3 separate regions of the Homo sapiens genome follow, and all the other regions are linked to region 3. The links are chromatin loops, found by intact Hi-C in ENCODE. Cell type or tissue: endothelial cell of umbilical vein. All regions are shown on one strand.

What was found. Hi-C counts contacts between places; a loop is a spot of excess contacts. Peaks named below come from ENCODE experiments on the same cell type or tissue, not always from the same donor. Only the 100,000 strongest peaks of a DNase experiment are listed, where the experiment ranks them.
Region 1: a loop joins it to region 3, with 5 times the contacts of the local background. A loop is called at or near these places in 6 of 110 quality-filtered maps.
Region 2: it touches region 3 in a loop (10-fold over the local background); 11 of 110 quality-filtered maps call a loop at or near these places.

What each region holds. Positions count from the first base shown.
Region 1 is chr1:234,595,663-234,603,662 of GRCh38, forward strand. No RefSeq gene overlaps it. Among named protein-coding and RNA genes, the nearest start is that of IRF2BP2, 11 kb to the right of the region's middle. RefSeq lists enhancers at 3,689-4,202, 4,203-4,716 and silencers at 4,260-4,789, 5,190-5,239, 7,125-7,294. In endothelial cell of umbilical vein, a CTCF peak has its summit at 2,441 (motif pointing right); DNase peaks (open chromatin) are centred at 2,479, 4,599, 5,429, 7,309 and 1 weaker place; H3K4me3 peaks cover 912 bases; H3K27ac peaks cover 5,071 bases.
Region 2 is chr1:234,859,076-234,867,075 of GRCh38, forward strand. All of the region lies in intron 2 of LOC107985365 (a long non-coding RNA gene), which reads right to left. Among named protein-coding and RNA genes, the nearest start is that of LINC02971, 94 kb to the right of the region's middle. In endothelial cell of umbilical vein, no CTCF peak of the experiment used is centred here; a DNase peak (open chromatin) is centred at 4,176; H3K27ac peaks cover 2,619 bases.
Region 3 is chr1:234,740,076-234,748,075 of GRCh38, forward strand. LOC105373210 (a long non-coding RNA gene) reads right to left here. Exons shown (of 3, transcript XR_949292.3): 2 at 6,789-7,475; 3 at 5,461-6,316. Among named protein-coding and RNA genes, the nearest start is that of LINC02961, 16 kb to the right of the region's middle. In endothelial cell of umbilical vein, no CTCF peak of the experiment used is centred here; DNase peaks (open chromatin) are centred at 4,116 and 5,896; H3K27ac peaks cover 2,409 bases.

The DNA of each region.
Region 1 (8,000 bases), 140 kb before region 3:
CCTAGAACTGCTTAGCTGGGCCCCATATAATTACAAGGATCCTCGTAAGGAGGCAGGAAGAGCAGTGATGATGGAAGCAGGAACTGGAGTGATTCAAGGAAGGGACCACAAGCCCAGGAATGCAGGTGGCCTCTAGAAGCTGAAAAGGCAAGGAAGTGGCATCTCCCCTGAAGCCTCCCGAGGAAACCAGCCCTGCCGACATCTTAATTTTAGATCATGGCATCCAGAACTGTAAGATAATCATTTGGTGTACTTTTAATTCACTGTTTGTGGGACGTTGTTATAGGAGCAAGAGGATGCTAATAGAGGGTGGTCAGGGAAGATCAGGGGACTGATCAGGGAAGATCACTCATCAGGGGACCTTGGCATAGAGACCTGAAGGAAATGAGGGAATGAGCTATGCATACATCTGAGGGAAGAGCATTCCAAGCAGAGAAGAGCCATGAGGTGGGAGCATGCTTAGCAAGGTCAAGGAATGCCAGGAAGCTGGCGTGGCTAGCATGAACAAGGATAGGAGCCATGTCTGGGAAATAGCATTGCCTTGATGGCCATTGTAAAGACTTTGGATTTGACTCTGAAGGAGATAGAAAGGCAAGAAAAGGATTTGAGCAAAGGAGAAACAAGATCAGATGAATATTTTTAGGGTTTATTCTGGCCGATGAACTGAGAATAAGTTGCAGAGGACAAGGGCAGAAACGGGAGGAACAGTCTGGAAGACTCTGCAACACCCTAGACAAGAAATGATGGCGGTGTCTAGTAGGTAGTGAGATGTGGTCAGATTCTGAATATATTTTGAAGGTAGAACCAAGAGGATTTGCTGATAGACTGGATGGAGAATGGCTGAGAAAAAATCCAAGTGAAAGACCACTCTAAGGTCTATGGCTCAAACAACTAGAAGATGGAACTGCCATTTTGTAAAATGGGAAAGACTGAAAGGGGACTGTGGTGCGGTGGTGTTGGGCGAGGGTGGGAGGGAGATCAGAAGTTCAACTTCAGACATATAAATGTGAGACGTCAATTAGATATTCAAGCGAACAACTGAGTAGGTAGCTGGATATACCAGGCTGGCACTCAAGGACGGAGGTCTAGGCTAGAGAAATAAATCTGAGAGTAAGCATATAATGTTATTTTAAAACCATATTTCTGGATGAGATTGCAGGGAGTAAGTGTAGACAGAGAGAGAGGAAAAAAAAAAACCATCTGAGGACTAAGCTTAGGGGCACTCCAACAAGTGAGACGATGAGGAATCAGTGAAAGAACAGCCAGTGAGGTTGCAGAATGAAGAAAGTGGTCTCTGGAAGCAAACTGAAGATACTGTTTCTTAATACCTTTATATTTAAGGTTAGAAAGAGGTGGAGCTGGAAGTTAAGAGTAAGCCGTCTGACCCCAGAGGCCATGTTATTTATCATGAGATATATGTGGGGAGTGAAAGAGCAAGTGAACCAATGAACAAATAAGTGAATGAATGAATGGCTATGGCCAGATGTTGGTTCCTTCATGTAATTTTTCCTCTCCAATCTCTCAACTCTTGCACATGCCATCTCTTTTCCTTTCATATTTGTTTATTTAACAATAAATATTGTTATTTATTTTAAAGTGTTTGTAGACATGGTGTCTCACTATGTTGCCCAGGCTGGTCTCAAGTGATCCTCCCACCTCGGCCTCCCAAAGTGCTAAGGTTACAGGTGTGAACCACCACATCCAGCATCTTTTCCTTCTTAACTGCTTACAATTCATCTTGTTCACGAAGAGTTTCAACCTAATTCCATCCATGTCCTCAACCCCTCAGCAAACATGGCCTAGATGAAGGATCTCTGGCTTGGTCTGGTCATTCCTTGAGACTCAGCTCAGCCAGTATTTGTTACTGAGACCTTGAATCATTTCTTTCCAGTGCTACAAATTTTGAGGCTGACAAACCCAACTCTTCATGACCTCTGAAGACTTATTCATGAATCCAGTGGCTCCTGTGTAAAGAAATATGATTTACAAGAAAATTAAATGATTTTTTTACAAACACAACGTTTTTACCAAGGCCAAAATCCAATGAAGATGCTCTTATTTCCCATTATACATCATTTTTATTGATTCCTTATTTAAACAAACCTTAACAAAAATGAAATATGTTCAAACATATTTTCAACCCACTCACCTCCAGCTGCTACCAGCCACACATATACCATCCTTGCTTTTAAAGTCATAAATGGAGTGAGGTAGACCATTTTGGTGGTTCATAGGCAGGCTGAGCCTTGAGTAAATGAATCTGAGCATAGGGTGTTTCAAGAAAAATATGCATATTCTTTTTTTGTGATATTTTTAGTTCCAATGAAACTATACATCCTCCAAGGTGATGATAACTTCGAGAATCTTCTGGTACTGTGATTGAAACCCAGTGAGTACTCTAGCTACAAGACACTGGCCTGAGACAATGCATTTTCTGTGATGACAGCAGGGGGAGCCCCTTCTCTCCAGTGTTTCAAAGCGATTTGCTATTATTCTGTTTAATATAATAACTGAAAGTCTCTATTTTGGGTGGTAGGCACTCACTGTGCCCAATCACCTAATGATGCCCTGTATGACAGCACCTTCTCATGTCTGGTTGATAAATGAAAAACCAGAAATCTGTCATAGAAATTACCTAATTTGATATTTTAGCCCCCTCTGAGGCAAGTACATCATATATATATATATATATATATATTTTTTTTTTTTTTTTTTTTTTTTAAGACAGAGTCTCACTTTGTCGCCCAGGATGGAGTGCAGTGTGGCGATCTCGGCTCATTGCAACCTTCGCTTCCCAGGTTCAAGTGATTCTCCTGCCTCAGCCTCCCAAGTAGCTGGGATTACAGGCATGCACCACGGCGCCCAGCTAATTTTTGTATATATAGTAGAGACAGGGTTTCACCATGTTGGCCAGGCTGATCTCAAACTCCTGACCTCAGGTGATCCACCCGCCTCGGCCTCCCAAAGTCCTGGGATTACAGGCGTGAGCCACTGTGCCTGGCCTATATTTTTTTTTAATAATTGCAAAACAGACACAAAAGCTAATTGAATTACCTGAGATGACTGCGCAAGTCCCAAGAACATCTGGAGATTTCCTGACCTTTATTCTAGTGGTTTTATCTGGGGGCAGAACTGGACAATTCTGAGGTGTTTTCAGAAAACCTTGAATTTGCATCTCTCAGCATAGTTCCCTCTCAAAGGTCTTTGTGAAGGAGCAGAGCCACTGAAATTGCATTGCTGCTGTGTTAAAAACAGCCACAGGAAAAGAGCAAGAATAATTTCCTAGGAATTGCATTTCAACCCGGAAAAGCTTCCAGATTCCTCAGTAACATATATAAAGAGCAGAGTGCATTGCATGATTTCCATCTCAAACTTCTAAATGGTTTTTGTGCCTATTATCTAGAAAGAAAAATATGTTGGTGAAGGAAGTCTTTGGGTAGGGTTGTGTCTAGGAATTCACAAGCCTGAAGCAAGGCTTTTTTTTTTTTTTCTAGCCTCCTATCCATTCACCGGTTCATTCACTTTTAAACAATCACTAAAACTATTACACAATACTTATTCCACAATCTAGTTGCTACTTCTGGTAGCCAGCACCCTGCCCCCCCAACTCCAAGGCTGGTGATGGAGAAATAGTTTAATGTCAGTTTTTTAAAGTGACAGGGGTCATGCTGTTCATTTTTTGAGAAAATACTGCAGAGTATTAAAGGGAATAATTAATAAAAATTAGCAGTTAACTAATTGGGTAGAACCTCAGGTGCACAACAATGCTATGATCAAAGAAAAACTTTTTTCTTCAAATTTAAATAAAAGTTTCTTGATAGAAAGTAAACTCATTTTCAGGCAGTCAGTTGTTAACAGTACTCTGGGCAGTTCCCATAGGGGCATGTCCTGAGGTTTGCTTAATAAATACATTTTTATTAGCATGCACCATCCATTAGTGCTAACACAGATGCTTCTTAAACACGCGTGTTTACTTCACCAGCACGGAACATTTGGCTTATTATAGCTGCAGCCAAAAAAAAAAAAAAAAAGCAGCATCATGATTTCCAAAAAGGGAGTGACATTTGATTTGGGGCAGCTCTTGTCATGCGCCATCTCCAACTTAGAAAATCCACCCTGTACAGCCCGGCCCGCGTCAGGGACCCTTGCAGGCGGCAGCCACGGCTGCTGCTGACGCGCGTTTGATCTTTTCTGGGCCACCGAGGGCTCGCCACACCCCTGCTCTGGCGCGCACGTTCCTCGCTCGGCCTCGCCCAGCAGGAGCCAGACCTTTTACTTTATTTGGTTCACCACGCGGTCTCTGCTCCAGAGAGCGCGCCGGCGGCGGCGCACTCGGGCCCTCGCGCGCACTCGCACATTCTTCCCCGGGAACGCGGGCGGGGGGCGCGAGGAGGTGGCCGGGCCCGGGCTGCGGTCCCTCTAATTATAGCCCGGCAGCTGGCGCGCTGGCTTGGCCTGGCGCTCGGGGCCAGGACTGGGCGGCGGAGCGGAGGGGCGGGGCGCACCGGGCCGTTTCCCGTTTCCGGGCCCGCGCCCCGCCCCGTCCCGTCCCGTCCCGTTCCGTTCCGTTCCGCCCCGCCCCGCCCCGCCCCGCCCGGGGTCGCGCGGCTCCACGTGCGCAGAGCCGGGCGCGCGGAGACTGCGCTGCTCCAGCCCGGGAAAAGTTCTAGAATAGAGGCGCGGCGCAAGTCAGGGGGCCGCCTTGGAAACCGCAGCAAGGGCTCCTTGTGGGCTCCAGGCTGTTGGAGAGTGAGGGAGCCTCCTCCCCTTTCCTTCCCGTGGAGTAAACAGAGCTTGGCAGGGCTGGAGGCTTTCTTCCTTTTAAAAAGTGCCATTCTGAACAACGATACAAAGTGAAAAAATAAATTTTTTAAAAAAGAAAGGGAAAAACTACAATTTGACCATTCTGACCAGCCTCCTTGTTCCAACTGGCCTCTTGATTTGTATAAAGATAATGGGGTCCGGCGGCCCCCTTGATGCATGAATTGCACGCTGGGCATAATGAACTTATTGTGCGAAAGCACTTTGGACTTCGGACTGTGTTCCTATGTCAGAATTTTACTGTGGTTTGTAAGATAAACTGGAAGGAAACAAACTCGTGGTTAACTCTTGTCAATACGTGTCTTGAACCAAGCAAAGTGACATTTCCTACCTGTGGCTTTGACTTTAAGCTGCACAAAAGGTAGGAGCTAGCCTCTCAGCTGTTCAAAGCCTAGAATGAGATGCCTGCTTAGTAGGTGTTAAATTATAACAGCAACAACCCATATGGTGCTTATTAGGAGAATAGTATTCCAAAACTTCTCTAATGACTGTGACCCTCCTGTGAAATTCTGATTTCAATTGTATATGGGGTACAATAAATCTTTATCTTTTATCACCAGAAAAGCTAATTGAACTGCTGTTTGCAGGCAGAAATAACAAAATGGGGGTAATGGGCTCTTAGCCTGGGCTAAGACTCTCAACAGCTTTTTTCTGTTTTGCAGCTCACACATACAGTCGGCTCAGGCAGACGGCCCAAGACAAGCCTGTGCCAAAGAAATGCTGATTTAGTCTGACCCAGACAATCTCTACTCCCACATGTCACTTCTCTGCAGAACTCTTACTAGTATGGCAAATACTTTAAAAATCATACAATAAAAGAAGGCAAAACCTCAGTAATTTGAGGTTCACTTTTAATAAACTCTTTCCATGCATTAAAATAAATTGAGGCCCTGAGCTCTGGCGAAATGTTTCCGGGTTTTTAATTCCCACCGCCCCCCCACCCCGGAGGCATAAATAGCCACATACGCAATTCAAAGTACTCTATTTGAACTAGTATAGGAAAGATGTTTTCTATAGATATTGCAGATAAATTTGCAATGACTTAAATATTTATCTGCTAAAGTTGCTGAGTGCCTCCACAACAAAACCGAACTCATTTTTTGTGCACGATGGGCATCTGAATGCTACCTGATGGTGATGATATAGAAATACTAATTGCTAAGTAAAAGTGGTAAGTGATGTGATCTACAGATTATGTAATGTAGTTCATTTCCCCCAAAATGTAAACTATATTTAGAAATATTCAAATGTGACATTATTACCCTATACAGGATGTCTTATCTCAGCATCAAGGGCGTCTGTAGAGCTGCTGGAGGAGGCTCTTTAGATTACGCAATCTAACTTCTGACAGCCCATTCAAAGGATGAGAACCGGTGCCTTGAAGCTCTCAATTTAAACTAGGAATCCTGTAGTCTAGTCTCTAGACTTATCTGACCTAGGCAGAAATCATCTCCTAGAGGCTTTTCATGGCTGATTTTGTGATGTTTTACTTGCACTGAAGATTTATTATTCCATGTTTTGAGTTAGTGTTATACAGTGCCATTCTATATATTTTCCAAATAAATGTTTGTCTTACAGAAGAAACTGTTTATACCATTCTAATAGGGTTGTTTAATAAGGAAATTTTACTCAGTTGGGTTTTGGATTAAAAATAAAAGAACAGCTTTTAAGATACAATGTCTAAATGATTCTCAATAATGATCTGTCTATGGTATAGTTACTTTTTGTCCTAAAATACCTTTTCTGTGGGTTGTATGGATTGTTTTATGTTGTGCCAGGCAGATGTGCATAATTTTCTGATTAAAACCAGTGCAAATACAGACTTCATATTCTATAATCTTTTAAAGAGACAAGTTACACTTCAAATCAAACAATCAGAGAGCTGTTTCAAATCAAGCATTTTAAGTTAAGTTGTATTGACATGGGGAGGGAGCAGATGACACACCTAATGAGTTAAAACAATGTTCACTGTTAAATTAGGTATAAATTAATGTAATAACTAGGGGTAGTGTGGGTATCCCTGACAAATTATGGATTTATCTGAGGATTAATGGAGGAATCCACAGATAATCCATAAATCTACCCATTTTCTATCTTCTAACCGCTTAGCGAGTAATTTATAAATTGTCTATTTGTGTGCTTTTTAAGTTACAGTGAGGGGTTCAGACATATTAAGGAAAATGCAGGCTGTCAAGAGAAACAGCAACAAGGGATCTATAGAGTTTGTAATCTGGAAAGTCACACCCGTAATTTTTATTTGATTGTAGTACCATTGCTGTCAGAGGCCTAACCAGTGGCACTGAAGGAGTTAAAACAGTCCCCACCCCCACTCCCGATTTCTAGAACCCCACGATAAATTGGGTAAATATGTATTCCATTCATTGGTGCATCTGACCTTGGTCTGTGACAGAGGAAAGGCGTGTCTTCTCATACTGTTCCCTATGAACAAAAGGCAAGCAAATGAGGGTGACTCAGGACTTCTCATGGCCTACACACAACTGAACATTTTTCTGAATGATTCCACGTATACACTTAGGAATCAGGAAGAGAAACATTTTACTCTTCACTAACCAAATAAAACCATCTATAAATCATATGCAAAACAACTTTTGAGTAAAGAGGGACTTAAAAGTCTAGGAATTAAAAAAGGATTTCCATAGTTTCCTTTTAACTCTCCCCCAACTCCCCTTTGGGGAATAAACAAAGACATCTGCCACATCAAGAGTCTGGTTTGTTTTCTTAACTGAAAACGAAATGCAGTCATTAAAGTATATCTTTGGGAAGAGGTTTTGAAATGTTGAGAATTACTTCTACAAGCTGCACTATTTTCAATTTCACTAAAAATAAAATTTAGCATTTTTGTTACAAAAACATAGTTCATCCTATTTCTTTTAACCTAGTTATTACATGAAAAATTGTTTATCATCTGTAACTTGCTAAGAATATGGTTTCTTGAAAACCTTAAATGGACTAATAATGAAAAACTATTAAAATATATATAGTGATGGGCCCCTCCTAGTTACCAGACCACCCTAGTGTAAATATATTCAAGTACACATTCACTGTTGCTGTTTAATTTAAAACATATAGTAACTCTATGTATATCCTAGCCTCCAACTCTTTATGAGTTTCACAACTTCCTTTCATAGAGAAGTCTGCCAAGCCATTAATCAATAAAA
Region 2 (8,000 bases), 120 kb after region 3:
CTCAAGAAGCACACTCTTAAGCATCCCACCCCAATTATGGTTTTCCTAAAATCTATTTGGGACTGCCTTCTTCTAATTTCTAAAATACTCATTTTGGGTACTTACCCAAATAACATTTGTATTCTTTACATTAATTAGGCTTTCTGAAAAAAGTAGCATGGGACTGGTGCAATGGCTCATGCCTGTAATCCCAGCACTTGGGGAGCCCGAGGCGGGAGGATCATCTGAGGTCAGGAGTTCGAGACCAGCCTGACCAATATGGCGGAACCCCGTCTCTACTAAAAATACAAAAATTAGCCAGGCGTGGTGGTGTGCCCCTGTAGTCCCAGCTACTCAGAAGGCTGAGGCAGGAGAATCACATGAACCCGGCAGGCGGAGGTTGCAGTGAGCTGAGATCACACCATTGCACTCCAGCCTGGGCAACAGAGCCAGACTCCATCTCAAAAAAAAAAAAAAGGTAGCATGGTACACACTAACGTAATAGATAACAACAGTATTATGTACAAGTATCAACCAGGCAGAGGATAGAGTGAGAAAAATGGTGTATCCTTCAAGAGTTGTTTGGGTTTTTTTACAACAGCAACACAAAAAATACCTTCAAATAAACTTACTAACATGCATGCAAAATGCCTAAGAGAGAAACTAACCTTTAAAAATGCAAAGGAACAATAGAACCAATGGGAACACATACTACCTTCTAAGAGAGAAAGATTCATTACCACATCACTTCTCCTAAAAAGAATTTATAAATTTTATGTGACCTCAATACAAATAATCTTTTTCAAAAAAAACCTAGATAAGCTGACTCTAAAGTTCATATGGAAAAATGAAACAAGCAAGAATAGCCAGGCAGTCTAAGCAGGATGTGCAGAGGGTGTCCATGTCCTCTGCTTCACCATTTGACGTCAGAGGACCAAAAACCCCACCCTTGGATTGTGCTAACCCCACTGCCATGTCTTGAACATGGGTCCCCTAGAGAGGCATGAAGCTCAATTGCACACACGCATGTTTCTCCTTTCATAAATGTTCATGACTCCTCCTCCAGCTTATTGAATATGTATATTTGACAACCCCATTTAATATAAATATCTGTCTTATTCTTCTGACTCTCAAAGTTTCTGTTTCTGGTTTCTGGCCAGAGACTATGCTTCCCAACCTGTCAGAATGGCCACCCTGCAGGCTGCAGCCCTTTATGTGAAATAAAGCTCTCCATTCCAAATTTAAAAAAAAAATAGCCAGGTAAAGAATAGAAAAAGAAAGGAAAAGCAAAAACAGCAAGAAACAAAACGAAAAGGAATGAGAAAAAATAGCTCTATCACATTTCAAAGTGTATTGTAAAGTCTCAGTAATGAAAACAGCATAGTACTGGCCAACGGACAGACATCCCAAACAATGGAATAAACTAGAAAATGCAGAAATAGACCCAATTATAATCAGAGATTCTGTAAATTATGAAGGTGATATCTCTAACCACTAGAGGAATGGTATTACTAAACGATATCAGAACAACTGGAAAAGAGTTAAGTTCAATCCATGCCTCACATTTTTCCCCAGAGTCAAATCCAAATGGATTAAAGATACAAACTCTTTTTTTTTTTTTTGAGATGGAGTTTTGCTCTTGTTGCCCAGGCTGGAGTGCAATGGTGCAGTCTCAGCTCACTGCAACCTCCACCTCCTGGGTTCAAGCAATTCTCCTGCCTCAGCCTCCTGAGTAGCTGGGATTACAGGCACATGCCACCACATCCAGTTAATTTTGTATTTTTAGTAGAGATGGGGTTTCTCCATGTTAGTCAGGCTGGTCTCCACCTCCCAACCTCAGGTGATCCACCTGCCTTGGCCTCCCAAAGTGCTAGGATTACAGGCATGGGCCACCATACCTGGCCACCTGGCCAAGATACAAACTCTTGAAAAATGAAAACTCCAGCCTGGGCAACATGTATCTCTACAAGAAGTACAAAAATTAACCAGGCATGGTGACACGTGCCTGTAATTTCAGCTACCCAGGAGGCTGAGGCAGGAGGATCACCTGAGCCCTAGGAAGTCAAGGCTGCAGTAAGCCAAGACTGTGCTACTGCCCTCCAGCCTGGGTGACAGAGCAAGATCTTGTCTCAAAAAATAGAAAAAGGAAAAGGAAAAGAAAAGAAAAGAAGCCATAGAAGAACTAGAAGAAAATATCGGCAAATTCCTTTAGAACTTTGGAGAATAGAAGGCCTTTCTTTTATCCAGAATTCATACAAAAAAAAGATTACTATATTATACCACCTAATTTTTAAAAAACTTAGACATCCACAAAACATAAGCAAAATTAAAAGACAAACAATAATGTGGAGTGACTCATATCCCAGAGAGCCAATCTTTCCTTAACACACAAATAGCTACTAGGCATGGTTAAGGAAAAAGACCAAAGTGAACAAGACAGTTTTTCTTTAGATGGGCAAAGGAGATGAAGAGGAAGCTCATAGAAAAGGAGATGCAAATGGGTCTTGAAAGAATGGAATTAAAGTGAGTGCTCCATCTCACTTTAATAAGAGAATCACAAATTGAAACTACAATGAAATGCCTGCATGGCAAGGCTATGGAGAAAGAGAGACTCTCATTCTTTACTAGTGGCAGTGCATAGTGTACACTCTGTTGAAGACGTCTGAAAACCCTTACCAAAATTATAAATATGTTTACCCTTTATCTCAATAATGCCACTTGCCTTAATTTATTCTACCAGTATACCTACATGTATAGGAAGCATCCTGGGTAGCATGGTTCGTAGTAGCAAAAGATTGGAAGCAAATCAAATGTCTGTAATAGAAACCAGTTAGATAAATTTACGATGTGTCCATAACTAGGAAACTATTAAGCTGTAAAAAATGAATGAGGACGTTCTTTATGTACTGATTTGAAAGATGTCCAAGATATATACACAGGTAAGTGAAAAGAGCAAAGTCCAAACCAGTTTGCACAGAATGCTAACTTCTGTCAGCCTTGCCACATGGGTATTTTATTATAGTTTTAATTTGCATGTCTCTGAACCTAAGTGAGATTGAGTATTTTTTCATTCTCTCAAAGGCCGCTGCAGTTCCTTTCTGTGAAAGGGGGAAAGAAAAAGAAAAAATATATATGTACAAAGTTATACACACACATTTGTTTGTATATCATAAAGACACCCAAGAAATTAATATAAGTGGTTACTTGGGTTGGGGTTAATGGGAGCAAGGGTAGAAGTCATGGTTTTTATAGTTTTGATTTGTGAACCAAGAAAATGAATTATCTGTTCAAAAAGTAAACGTGAACGAAACAAGTCTTTCCCTACCAGTTCCTCAGGCTCTTGCTAAACCTATCATTTTCACATTTGCCAAATATTTCTCCCAGATCCAAATGTGACCCCGGAGGGATGGGGCAGGGTCAAGAATGAAGGGGCAGCCAGGGATGGCCCATGAGACCCACAGGGATCTCTCACGTGGATGGATGTCCTGCATGTTTTTAAAAGATGAGGTCAACAGGTGGGCAGCTGTTTTTCAAGAGGGGCCACTACCTGCTTTGGAACCAAACTGGCCACTGAGTCAGGACCTCTAGGCAAACCAAATTCATTAATAAGACAGTAGGCTCATGAGACCAGAGGGGAAAGAGAAGCCTTCCAAGCCCAGAACATTCCCCCTCCAGCCCTCAGTGCTACAGATGGGTCCAGCCTGATCTGACCTCCCTGTCGTATTTTGAGCTTTTCCCAGGATTCCAAATGGACAACTGCTCTATTGTTTCATTCCTTTATCTGCATTGGGAGGGCAGCCCTCCCCCTCGGGCTTTAAACGTTTTTCCAGCCTCAGGGGTCTCTGGCCACAGCTTTGCTTTACCTTCCTCTGCGGAAAAGCAAAAGCTGGCCAAGGCGCTACAAGATGAGACAGGCACATCTGCCACACATGGAAAGAAGAAAGCAAACTGGAGTTTCCAAAGCCGCCGGTCCCCGCAGGCCTGAGCGCTTGCAGCTTCTGCCTTTGATTCCTCTGATTTTATGAGCTCAGAGCACAACATGTTGGAAGTGAGCAGAGCAGCTGCCCAGGAAAGAATGCACCGGTTCCACGGTTGAGGACTCCAAGGGAAAGCACTGAGCGGCGTGGGGCACAGGCAGGGAGAGAGACGCCAATCCTCCACAAAACATCCGGTTCCCACCAGCCTGGGCTCTAGCCAAGTGAACTAGCTGAGTCGGTCTGGGGAGGTTCCAGTTCCTGGCCTTTTGTCATCGACTGGGGACAATGCATTTGCTATGATTGATGGAGGCCACAGATTTCATCCCCAGCCCCAGCCTGGGCTGCAGGATCCAAGTGAGCACTGGCCTACTGGGGGCTCAAGGCCACAACACTGACCACCAGGGAGGGCTCTGGGAGACAAGAGGCTGGAGGCTGGACTCTACTCCCCTGGGCATCATGCAGAGCCCTTGCCCTCTGTGCCCTGTCCCCTTCCAACCCCTCTGCCCAAGAGAAAGCTCAGAGTCCTTCCACATCCAGAAACACAGGACTGGTTTCTACAAGTCCATTTTTTTCCCCCATAATTAAGGACTGCAGAAGGAAAGATGATTCGGATCTGGCTCGCAAGCTCAATGACTGAGAAAAGGACGCCAGGTTCCCTGGTACTAGTGACTCATACGCTTTTCAGGAGCGTCAAGACACTGTGATACATTTCTCCTGCTCTCCACAAAACTGCTCAAGGGATGAGGGACTCCCATCAGCCAAGGCAAATATACCATTGCTGTCTAAAGTAGCCAGATCACACACACAGAGAGGTCCTGGAAATGCCATTGAGAATAGGACCTTCCTTCACCCAGCCCATTTGGCAGTCCATGGCAGGGAAGCAGCAGAATTGCAGCCTCCGCAGGACTTTTAGGAGCCTGATCCACAGACTAGAGAAATGTACCTCTCCAGGAAAAAAACAGTATAGTCCTCTCATCTCCTGAGACTCCCATCCCAGCCACCTGGCTGGGAATAAACAACTCCTGTGACAAGCAACTCATTGCCTCTCTGAGACCTGGGTGTGCCACTGAGATCCATGACATCCTTCTCCAGGCAGAGCTGACGTGTGTCTCTCTGTAAGTCCCTCCCACTCACTTCATACCTTGGACCCCTAGATGGATCCCTGTGGCAAGAAAAGACCCACTGGTGACTTGCAGAAGTGGGATGTGCTGTGAGCCTCCCCTGCCAAATGCTGCACTTGCTTGCATGAGTTGGAAGTCCCCATCAATCTCTTCATCCACGCCCATTCTTCCACTCCAGTGTTCCTATTTCTTTCTGAAAGTGTGAGCTCCAGAAAACAGTGCAGGCTGGGCAAGGGGCTCACACCTGTAATCCCAGCACTTTAGGAGGCCAAAGCAGCAGGATCAGTTGAGGCCAGGAGTTCAAGACCAGCCTGGGCAACACGATGGGACCCCATCTCTAAATAAATGATTAGCTGGGCATAGCGGCACATTCCTGTAATCCAAGCTACTTAGGAGGCTGAGTCAGGAGGATCACCCCCTCAGGAGTTTGGGGCTGTAGTAAACCATGATCATGCCACTGCTCTCCAGCCTGGGCAACAAAGCAAGATCCTATCTCTATAAAAATAAATAAGCCAGGCATGGTGGCTCACGTCTGTAATCCCAGCACTTTGGGAGGCCCAGGAGGGCGGATCACCTGAGGTCAGAAGTTCGAGACCAGCCCGACCAACATGGTGAAACCCCAACTCTACTAAAAATACAAAATTAGCCGGGCGTGGTGGCACATGCCTGTAGTCCCAGCTACTCGGGAGGCTAAGGCAGGAGAATCACTTGAACCCAGGAGGTGGAGGTTGCAGTGAGCCGAGATCGCACCATTGCATTCCACCCTGGGCAACAAGAGTGAAACTCGTTTCAAAAATAAAATAAAATAAAAAGAAAGAAACAAACAAACAAACACACACACACACACACACACACACACACACAGCACAACCTCTGCCCCACGTCTCTCTGAGCAGCGTGATGGAGGATGCAAGACCAAGTCCCCCTCAGTCACCAAACAATTCAGTGCCTGCTCCATGCCAGGCTCACTATACCCTCCTAACAGTCTTTCTAGCATGGTGGGACTCTGCTGTTTCTGATGGACAAAATATATCAGCCCCATCTTCTCTGGTTTGAAACCCTGGAACTCATGGCCCCTCATAAGTGACTGTGAGACCAGGCTCTGTGTGTCAAGCTGAACTCTCATAGCTGATGGAATGAGCACAGGAGTGAAGCCCCAGGAGGAGGAGGAGGTGAGTAGCTGCAGGCCAGGGCTCAGGCAGCCCGTGGGCTAATGTGTGCCCTCCTGCTGATCTGCTGCATGGCTTTACCAGGCTTAGAAAAAAGCATCCAAGGTTCCTTCAGTGATCCAGATAGTAGAAACACCAGGTCTCAAATGCCTCAGTGCAGCTGCATGTCGCCAGAAGCAGTACTGGGAGGCTCGGTGGATAGGACTCAACATTAGCTGGAAACACAGGCAAGTCAGACTGAGAATCCAGACTGAGTCAGAAGTCCCTGTGTCCTTGCCATGGGTGTATCAGTTATCAGTGGCTGTGTAACAAATTAGCCCAAAACTTAGCACTCAAAATGTGAGCATTTCTTATGTCATAGTCTTTGTGGGTCAGGAATCTGGGAGTGACTTCACTGGATGGTTCTGGCACAGGCTATAGTTCGGATGTCAGCCAAGGCTACTGTCACCTGAAGGCATGACTGGGGTTGGAAGATCTGCTTCTGAGATGTCCCCATGGTCACACAGCCTACAAGTCAATGCTGACTGTTGGGGACCATTAGCCCTCGCTGCATGGGCCTGTTTGTATGGTTTCTTCAATGTCCTCATGAGGTGGCGCTAGCATCCCCCAGAGTAAGTGTTCCAAGAGAACAAGGAGGGAAGCACCGTTTCTTCTTCTTATTATTATTTTTTTCTTTTTTTGAGATGGAGTTTCGCTCTTTTGCCCAGGCTGGAGTGAAGTGGCATGATCTTGCCTCACTGCAACCTCTGTCATCCAGGTTCAAGCAATTCTCCTGCCTCACCCTCCCGAGTAGCCGGACTTATAGGCACTCACCACCACGCCTGGCTAATTTTCATAGTTTTAGTAGAGACAGGGTTTCACCATGTTGGCCAGGCTGGTCTCAAACTGCTAACCTCAAGTGTTCCACACGCCTCGGCCTCCCAAAGTGCTGGAATAAGGTGTGAGTCACCTCACCCAGCCAGAAGCACCACTTCTTCTATAACCCAGCCTCAGAGGTCATAGTCGGTCATCTCTAGAATATCCTATTGGTCACACAGTCAGCCCTATTCAGCGTGGGAAGAGACTACACAAGAGCATGGGTGTCAGCAGGCAAGACTATCTGAGTTCATCTCAGAGGTTGCCTGCCACAATGGCGAGTTCTATCAGGAGGACGTCCCTGAGCTACAGCTGACGTTTGTGTCACCAAAAACCATGGGGCGTCTACACATCTGCACTTCCATATCTCTATGGGTTTGTTTTTTTAACTGCACCATTATCACGTGTGTGTCAAGGGACACATCGGCCTGTTCAGCAGAGGGGCGGAGACTTCTGACTCATTCAGGAATAATGGGGCCAATGCTCGATTCTGCAATAGAGCAAGTAACACCACAAAGAGGGGATAAAAGGCACATCCAGCCCGTCCTCACCTGCATCCTCAGCGGAGGGCCTGTTGAGGTGCTTGTGCTTAATACAGAGATGGTGGCCAATTGTCAGAGGGGAAGGACAATTTAGGGTGCAATGCTGGTTACTTTTACACATATTGTCTTCAACACAATCCCTGGATCTCTGTCAAGGCACAGGGAGCATTGAAAGAAATAGCAAGAGGCTGGGCGGGGTGGCTCACGCCTGTAATCCCAACACTTTGGGAGGCCGAGGTGGGTGGATCACCTGAGGTCAGGAGTTCGAGACCAGCCTGGCCAACATGGTGAAACCCTGTCTCTACTAAAAATACAAAAATTAGCAGGGTGTGGTGGCAGACGCCTGTAGTCCCAGCT
Region 3 (8,000 bases):
TGCTCTAGGTACTAGGGACCCATCAGTAAATAAAACAGACAAAGATCCTGGACTTTTTGGGAGGTGAGGAGGAATGCTATAGAAAATAAACAAACAGGCCGGGCGCGGTAGCTCACGCCTGTAATCCCAGCACTCTGGGAGGCTGAGGCAGGTGGATCAAGAGGTCAGGAGATTGACACCAACCTGACTAACCCGGTGAAACCCTGTCTATACTAAAAAATACAAAAACTTAGGCAGGTGTGGTGGCACACGCCTGTAGTTCCAGCTACTTGGTAGGCTGAGGCAGGAGAATGGCGTGAAGCCGGGAGGTGGAGCTTGCAGTGAGCCGAGATCACGCCACTGCACTCCAGCCTGGGCAACAGAGCGAGACTCCATCTCAAAACAAAAAAAAAGAACATAAACAAACAAAAAACAGAGTGAGAGAAGGGAGACCAGGGATGCTAAGGCCAAGCAGATGGGGTCAGTATTGCAGGTAAGTTCAACAAAGGTCAGGGTGGGCATTGAGCAGTGAGGTCTGAGCAGGCACTGGGAGGGGAGGAGTGGCCAGAGCCCTATCAGGGCGAAGAATGTTGCAGACAGAAAGAACAAGTAGGGTCAAGGCGCGGTGGCTCACACCTGTAATCCCAGCACTTTGGGAGGCTGAGGCAGGTGGATCACCTGAGGTCAGGAGCTCAAGACCAGCCTGGCCAACATGGCGAAACCCCATCTCTACTAAAAATACAAAATTAGCTAAGAGTGGTGGTGCATGCCTATAATCCCAGGTACTTGGGAGGCTGAGGCAGGAGAACCACTTGAACCTGGGAGGCGGGGGTTACAGTGAGCCGAGATCAGACCATTGCACTCCAGCCTGAGCGACAAGAGCAAAACTGCACTAAAAAAAAAAAAAAAAAAAGGAAAGGAAGGAAGAAGAAAGAGAAAGAAAGAGAGAAAGAGAAAAAGAAAGAAAAAGAAAGGAAGAAAGAGAGAAAGGAAGAAAGAGAGAAAGAAAGAGAGAGAAAGAAAGAAAGAAAGAAAGAAAGAAAGAAAGAAAGAAAGAAAGAGAGAAAGAAAGAGAGAAAGAAGTAGGGCAAAGGCCCTACAGTGGTAGCATGTCTGGCTTTTTGGAGGAATCGCAAGGAGGCCAGTACTGCTGAACTGGAGTCAAACTGGGCAGGTGGTAGGTCATAAGATTGGAGAGATGGTGGAGGTGGGTGTAATGATTTCTGCTCTTCTCTGGGTGAGCCAGAAGCTTCTGTAGGGTCCCGAGCAGGTGTAGCACTACCTTACATTTGCAAAGAATCACTCTGGCTGGTGGGTTGAAGGTAGATGCAGACCTATCGGAGGTCACAGTTGTCATCCAGGGGCAAAAAATGGCAGTGGCTCAGAGTGACAACAGTGGAGCTGGATATATTTTGTGGGAATAAGTGGGATTTCCTGACAGTTTGGATGTGGAGTAAAAAAGAAAGAAGTCAAGGATGACTCTGAGGTTTGGGGCCTGAGCCACTAGGAGAATGAAATGCTCCCAGCTGAGATAGGAAGGCTGTGGCTGGAACAGGTTTGGTGGGAGGCAGCCTAGGGGAATAGGGAGCCCAGTTTCGGGCATGTTGAGTTGCAGATGTTCATTAGCTTCCTGGAGATGTCAAGAAAGTCCTTGGATCTATTATGAGTATCGGAAATATTTTAGAACATCTGTAAACAAGTAAGACAAGATTTCAGGTGTTTCAGCCCATGTTACCATAAAAAATTTGAAGCATTAAAATAAAAAATGTTTAAAAAATTTTTAAAAAGAGATTTCAGATGTAAGCTTCATTCATCAGGGCAACAAAAATGGGTATCAATCTTCTTGTTTCCCGTAAGACACGTCATGGAATAAGTGCCATGGTATATTCAGTACCACAGAAATTCCTGACTGGGATGGGCAGGAGAAAGGAGGGAAGTCACCCAGAAGCAAGAGAGGAAGCCAGTATAGGATTAGTAATTTTTGTTCCAGATAATCAAGGACTGGGTAAATACATGCAAAGAAACCTATGTTAAAATGAACGTAAATACCTTATCTGGAAGGACAAGTCAAATCTCACATACAGGCCTGGAAATAAAAAGCTTGATTAATTTCACATTAGGTTACCAAAACTCTTGGTACTTAACAGTTAACCAGAAATTAACCAGAGAGCCAAAAAGTAGATTATCGGTAATTCTTCTGTGAATTAAGAAGGAATGGGCAGTAGAGGCTGGGCGCGGTGGATCTCGCCTGTAATCCCAGCACTTTGGGAGGCCGATGCAGGCGGATCATGAGGTCAGAAGATCGACACCATCGTGGCTAACACGGTGAAACCCCGTCTCTACTAAAAATAACAAAAAATTAGCCAGGCGTAGTGACGGGCGCCTATAGTCCCAGCCACTCGGGAGGCTGAGGCAGGCGAATGGCGTGAACCGGGAGGCGGAGCTTGCAGTGAGCCAAGATCAGGCCACTGCACTCCAGCCTGGGCAACAGAACGGAGCGAGACTCAGTCTCAAAAAAAAAAAAAAAAAAAGAAGGAATGGGCAGTAGAATTGTTTTTCTGTAATACCTGCTCATACCAAATTTACTTTTAAGTGTCAGCAAATTTCTTGGCTAATTATCACAAGTCTCAGAAAAACGACGTGGCTATATTTCAATAATTGGAGCAAGAATTTTAGGTAGGTCACCGCCCGCAGCCCGTCCTCTCTGAGCCCAAGCCACCCCGTGCACTTCCGTTTAGTATGTCTACTTTGAGATGCATGGAAATGAAACCCGTCAATTCAGATCTTGGGAGATCTCCAGCCAGGGATGTGAGGTGTCAAGTATGAAATAATCACAAAGACGTTGGAAATAAGCTTCACCACCTCATTCTGAGCCAAGTTCAGAAAGTTCATCTAAAATGCCAAGAATGATGCCGGAAGACCCTGGAAGAGCTGAGACTTGAATGCAACAAACAAGATTTTGAGTCTTGTTGGAGAAAACGGGGTGCCTTCTCATAAAACCTGCGCAGACACCTCAACGCTCTGACCTGCTTCTCTCTCTTGCTAGGGCTCGTGACTCTGTTTATAAAACATCTCTGACTCTGATGGTTAAATGCTGGAGTCTGTGTGCATGGAATTAAACTAAGACAGCCCGGGCACTCGTGGGCACTAGCAATCTTTTTTGGATGAAGAGTAGCAAGGAACCATTCCCTATTCCTTCATCTCGGCTCTGTCACATACCATGTCATCGTTGTGGCTCCAACTCTACGGCCAAGCGACAGTCTCTGTCACCGTAATCAGGCTTAGGACATGGACAGGGGCTCTCACAGGCTCTTAAAGAACCAGGAAGGGTACTGGGTGTCCGATCACACACACACACACACACACACACACACTCTACTTGTGTATCAGATGTCCACTGACATTGGCCACATTACTGCTAGATTTGTGAACCAATTAAAAGCTGTTCCATTTGATAAACATTACATGTATATGCATTCTATACTGCAGTAATAATTATCTCTTTGCATATCTGTTTCCTCACAAGAGCTTGAGTCCCGTCAAGACAAGGATAAGCCCTTCCACTATAGAGCCACAGCAGGAAGCCCTCAGCCTGGTACACAGTGGGCATCCAATAAACCTGAATGGACAGAATGAGGAAACTGAGACACAGCTCTTGTGTTCAGGGCCAGTCTGAGACCAAATCTGGAAACAAACTCGGAATTTCCAATTCCAGGCTAAGTGCTTTTGCCAGAGGGAAGATGAAAGCGTATGTTTCAAGCTCTGCAAGATCCACAGAGAATTTTTTCTAAGCTCCTCTCTAAGAAGGCGCCAAGGAGCTCGATGTCTTTTTCCCCTGGACCCAAGCTTTTATGCCTCTGCCCAGTGGATGCGGCTTCTCCGCCGCAAGGAGTGCAGCTCCCTCCTCATCCGTTGGGAACATAACAGCCGAAGCTGCTCCCCCACAAGCTGCAGGATAAATGTCAAGTGAGGAGGGAATGCTGCTGCCTGGGTAGACTGCATTCTACTCATTCTGCTGAGGGTCATGCTTTGAAAATATCTCTAATTTTGTTTTCATAGCTTGTTAACCTTTTCCTTCCCAAAACAATACCCATGTTTGTTTTGGCACCACTCGCGTCCTGCATACTGAGGACGGGTCTGAGTTGGATGCACAAAAGCATTTTTCCCTTAATCTCATTACAAGGGCTCCTCAGTCTTTAATTCTTCCCAGGGCTCACTTGCTGTGAAGTGATTTCCTCTTGGAATCCGTTTCTCTTTGTGAAGCTGGGAGAGCAAGTCTGTTTGGTTTTGTAGGGATGTGGGGAAGGAAAGCAAAGACAAAGGCAAAAACAAGTGGTGCTGGGGTGCCCTGGAAGTTCCTAAGAGCAAATGGACCCACTCTGAAATGTCTGCAGCTGAGACCAGTGATACTCGAATTCCAGTTTGAATGAGGATCACGCGCTGAGGTCACGTACTTACTGCTGTCTCCTGTCTACCTGAGGTTTACAAAATGTGTGAATAAAGGCGCCAGTGCTTTGACAGCTGGTCTTGCTCATGCGTTTAGAGAGCATCTTATTTCATCCTTTTTGCCCCTCGAATGTTGCGCATCTGACAGTTTGACCACCCTGCCTGGACTCTTACATGCATGTGGCATTTCTTTTTCTTTCTTTTTCTTTTTCTTTTTTTTTTTTTTTGAGACAGAGTCTCGCTCTGTCACCCAGGCTGGAGTGCAGTGGTGCGTCTCGGCTCACTGAAAGCTCCACCTCCCGGGTTCAAGCGATTCTCCTGCCTCAGCCTCCCGAGTAGCTGGGACTACAGGCTTATGCCACCACACCCGGCTAATTTTTTGTATTTTTTTTAGTAGAGACAGGGTTTCACCGTGTTAGCCAGGATGATCTTGATCTCCTGACCTCTTGATCCTCCTGCCTCGGCCTCCCAAAATGCTGGGATTACAGGCGTGAGCCACCACGCCTGGCCTGCATGTGGCACTTCTAACATGTTCCTCCTAAGCGTTGTGGACAAATCCATACTGAGTTTTTATTCTCATGGATTCATGTTTATTCTCAATACTTGAGGAAATTGTAAGTTTAACCAGCTTTCTGTTAATTTTACTATCCTTTCTCATGAAAAGATTTCTTTTCCCATCTGAATTGTTTCCTAGATTGTATCTGCAAATACAAAACTACAATGAGGGACAGAGGATTCTGGAAAATGAATGGGGATGCTGGGGGAAACTAACAACACCAGCGACAAAACCAAGCCACTGGAGCCTGAACCAGCCAGGTGCCTGAGGAAAAGGGGAGGGAAGGTTTTCTCTCCCGCGTATTGTATTCCTGTTGTATATTGTACATGTAATGCATGCTAGCTGCCATTTAGAATGGAAAAGCATGCCCTCACCACAGTCAGGCCCACATTTTGCTTTCCGTGTTAAAGAGAGAAATGGCGTAACGTGCTCGTGAAGAGGCGGCACCTGCAGCGGTTGGAGCTGGCACCCTTGGCAGACTTTCTGGGACCGAGTCCTAGCTTTTTCTCTTATTAGCACGTTGCTTCCCCTCATTTATAGAATGGGCCTCATACCTACCTCATGGGGTATCAGACAGCATCCTTTCTTTTCACCTGATGCATTAATTTGGACATGAACTGAGAGAAAAGAAATATAAAACATAGTCCCTGCTTTTCAGTAGCTTAGAATCCAGTGAAACTTACCAATATAAAAGAAAAGGATACAGGCAAATTCTTGACAGCATCTCCTCTGTACTCACACATCCTCTCCCACTATCTATTATATTTTCATGTAAAAACGTGTGTGGGTGAGGGAAGGATTCTGGGAGGCTTCGTCCTGGAGCTCCAGCGGCTTATCAATCACCATTAATCTTGGAGGCTCACAGCCCCCATGCCCATTTGCTGAAGAGGAGTGAGTCATCCTGACTCGAACAGCAATGCTGACAGTTAATTGAATTCCAGAGCCAACGTTTCTTCCTACCTACAGCAATTCTTCACAGCTCAGAGCTCAAGATTGCTCTGAGCAAGACCGCTGTGTTTACGAGGCAGAGAGAAAGAGAGAGAGAGGGTGCCTTTTTCAAGTGATGGAAAGGCCATGTTGACGTGTAAGATTTCGTTTTTCTTTGACTTTCAGGCTTAAAACTTATGCAAACTTGGTCCAGAACAAAATGGACCAAACAATTATGGTTGAAGATTGCTATTAGTGTCTTTCCATGGGGGCAAGGGGCACTGACAGAGAAGCCTCTTTCCACTCCAAATGTAGCAGGTGTAATCTGCAAGCTGCCGGGCCCTCTTTTAATAATCCTTTATCTTCCCAGGGATGACCAAGGGCAGTCATTATTTGCTGACTGGTCCGCTGTTGAAAAGGGAGGAAAAATTAACGCATGTGTAGAAAATTTTAATGAGGAAAGATTTATTTCTAGAGTCCTTTCACAACATGTGTATATTTCAAGAGGAGAGTGACTACGCAAAGTGACAAAGACAACAATTTATATTTGGAACAGCTAGTATTGGGTGATGGGCTGATTGGTTTGATGGAAGCCAGGTTGTCACGGACTGAAAAGGAAGCAGGTGGTAGATAAATGGAGGGAGCAGTGGATGATTCATTCAAGTCATTTAACACACTGTCTTGGGAATCATGTGCGCACAAAAGCAAACAAACTTTTTGGGAGATTCCAAATTAGGCAGTTGGGTCTTGGAAAGAGGCCCCCCATGTGGGAAGCTCGAGCCCCCTCCAGAAGGCTCTTCAGAAGCTGTGTTAGAACAGTGTGTTTCTCATGGTCGGTCCCTGACTCATTATCCCTGGTTCCTGGTTATACAGGATTTACCTGAAGCAAAATGACCACAAAGGCGAACTCCTCCAGGCCATCTCCTCTTGAAGTCCTCTTTGTTCACAGCAAGGCCCCAGGTCACAGTGCACAGCCTGCCTGGGCCTGTCTGTCCAGGATCCAGCCCAGGCTGAGAAGCCCTGCAGCAGGCAGAAAAAGGAAGCCTGAGGTTTGAGGAGAGCGCGGGGAGGGTGGAATGGAGCCAGAGGCCGTGGTGCCTTGGAGGCCCAGAGCCATGAGTCCCGCACCCTCATGGAAGCAACGGAGGGATCCCTCCCGGTTCTCAGTGCAGACAACTTCCTTTCCGACTGTGGCCCTGAGGATCAGAGAAGAACACCTGTCTACAATGGCAGAAAGCTTAGGGATTTACCTCTTCAACTACCTCTTGTTACAGAAGAAAAATCTGACTCACATGTGATCACAGCAAAACAATCTGAATGAGACCCCTCTTCTGATTTATTCTAAGCCCCCTCTCAGACTGCCCCTAGGCCAACAGGGAGTTGGGGATGGGGAGTGAAAGAGTTTTAGACAAACTGATTGGTTCGGCAACACAGTCTTCCGGCAGAATTCTTACTCCTTAGTCTTCAATAACAGGTTGTAGAAATTCATTCAAGTATGTAGGTTTGAGTCCTGGCTAATAGCTACCCTTGGAAAAGTTCTTAACTCCTTGAGTCTTGGCTTCTTCCCCTGAAAAATCAAGAATAATCATTGTAGTGGTAGTAGTAGTAATAATAATAATAATAATATCTGACTTATTGAACTTTCAGGATTACTGTGAAGATCTAATGACAAAATGAATATAAAATTACTGAAAAAGTATGAAGCCCTCAAAGTATCATGCAGTGTTGACAATAAGTTCATTGCATTTCAATCCCTTAAAACAAACAATTCAATTCTATTTCTATATTTCTATATACTTATAATGATTTTCACACACACTCACACACACACATACACACTTTAGCTCTCTCTGATCTTTATACACCGAGTCTCATGCTTTTACATGCATTTACCATCTGCTGTGCATAAAGCCTCACTCTGCCCAGAGCAGAGTTAACAGAAATTAGGGCTGAATCCTGACTCAGCCTCAGTTATTCACCTGTAACATGCATATAATAATTCATAAACAGTGGAGGTTTTTCCTTGCAGTGGACAGATGCTAAATCATTATAATGGTATCCCCATCCTCACATAAGTTTGATGGGCATGTAA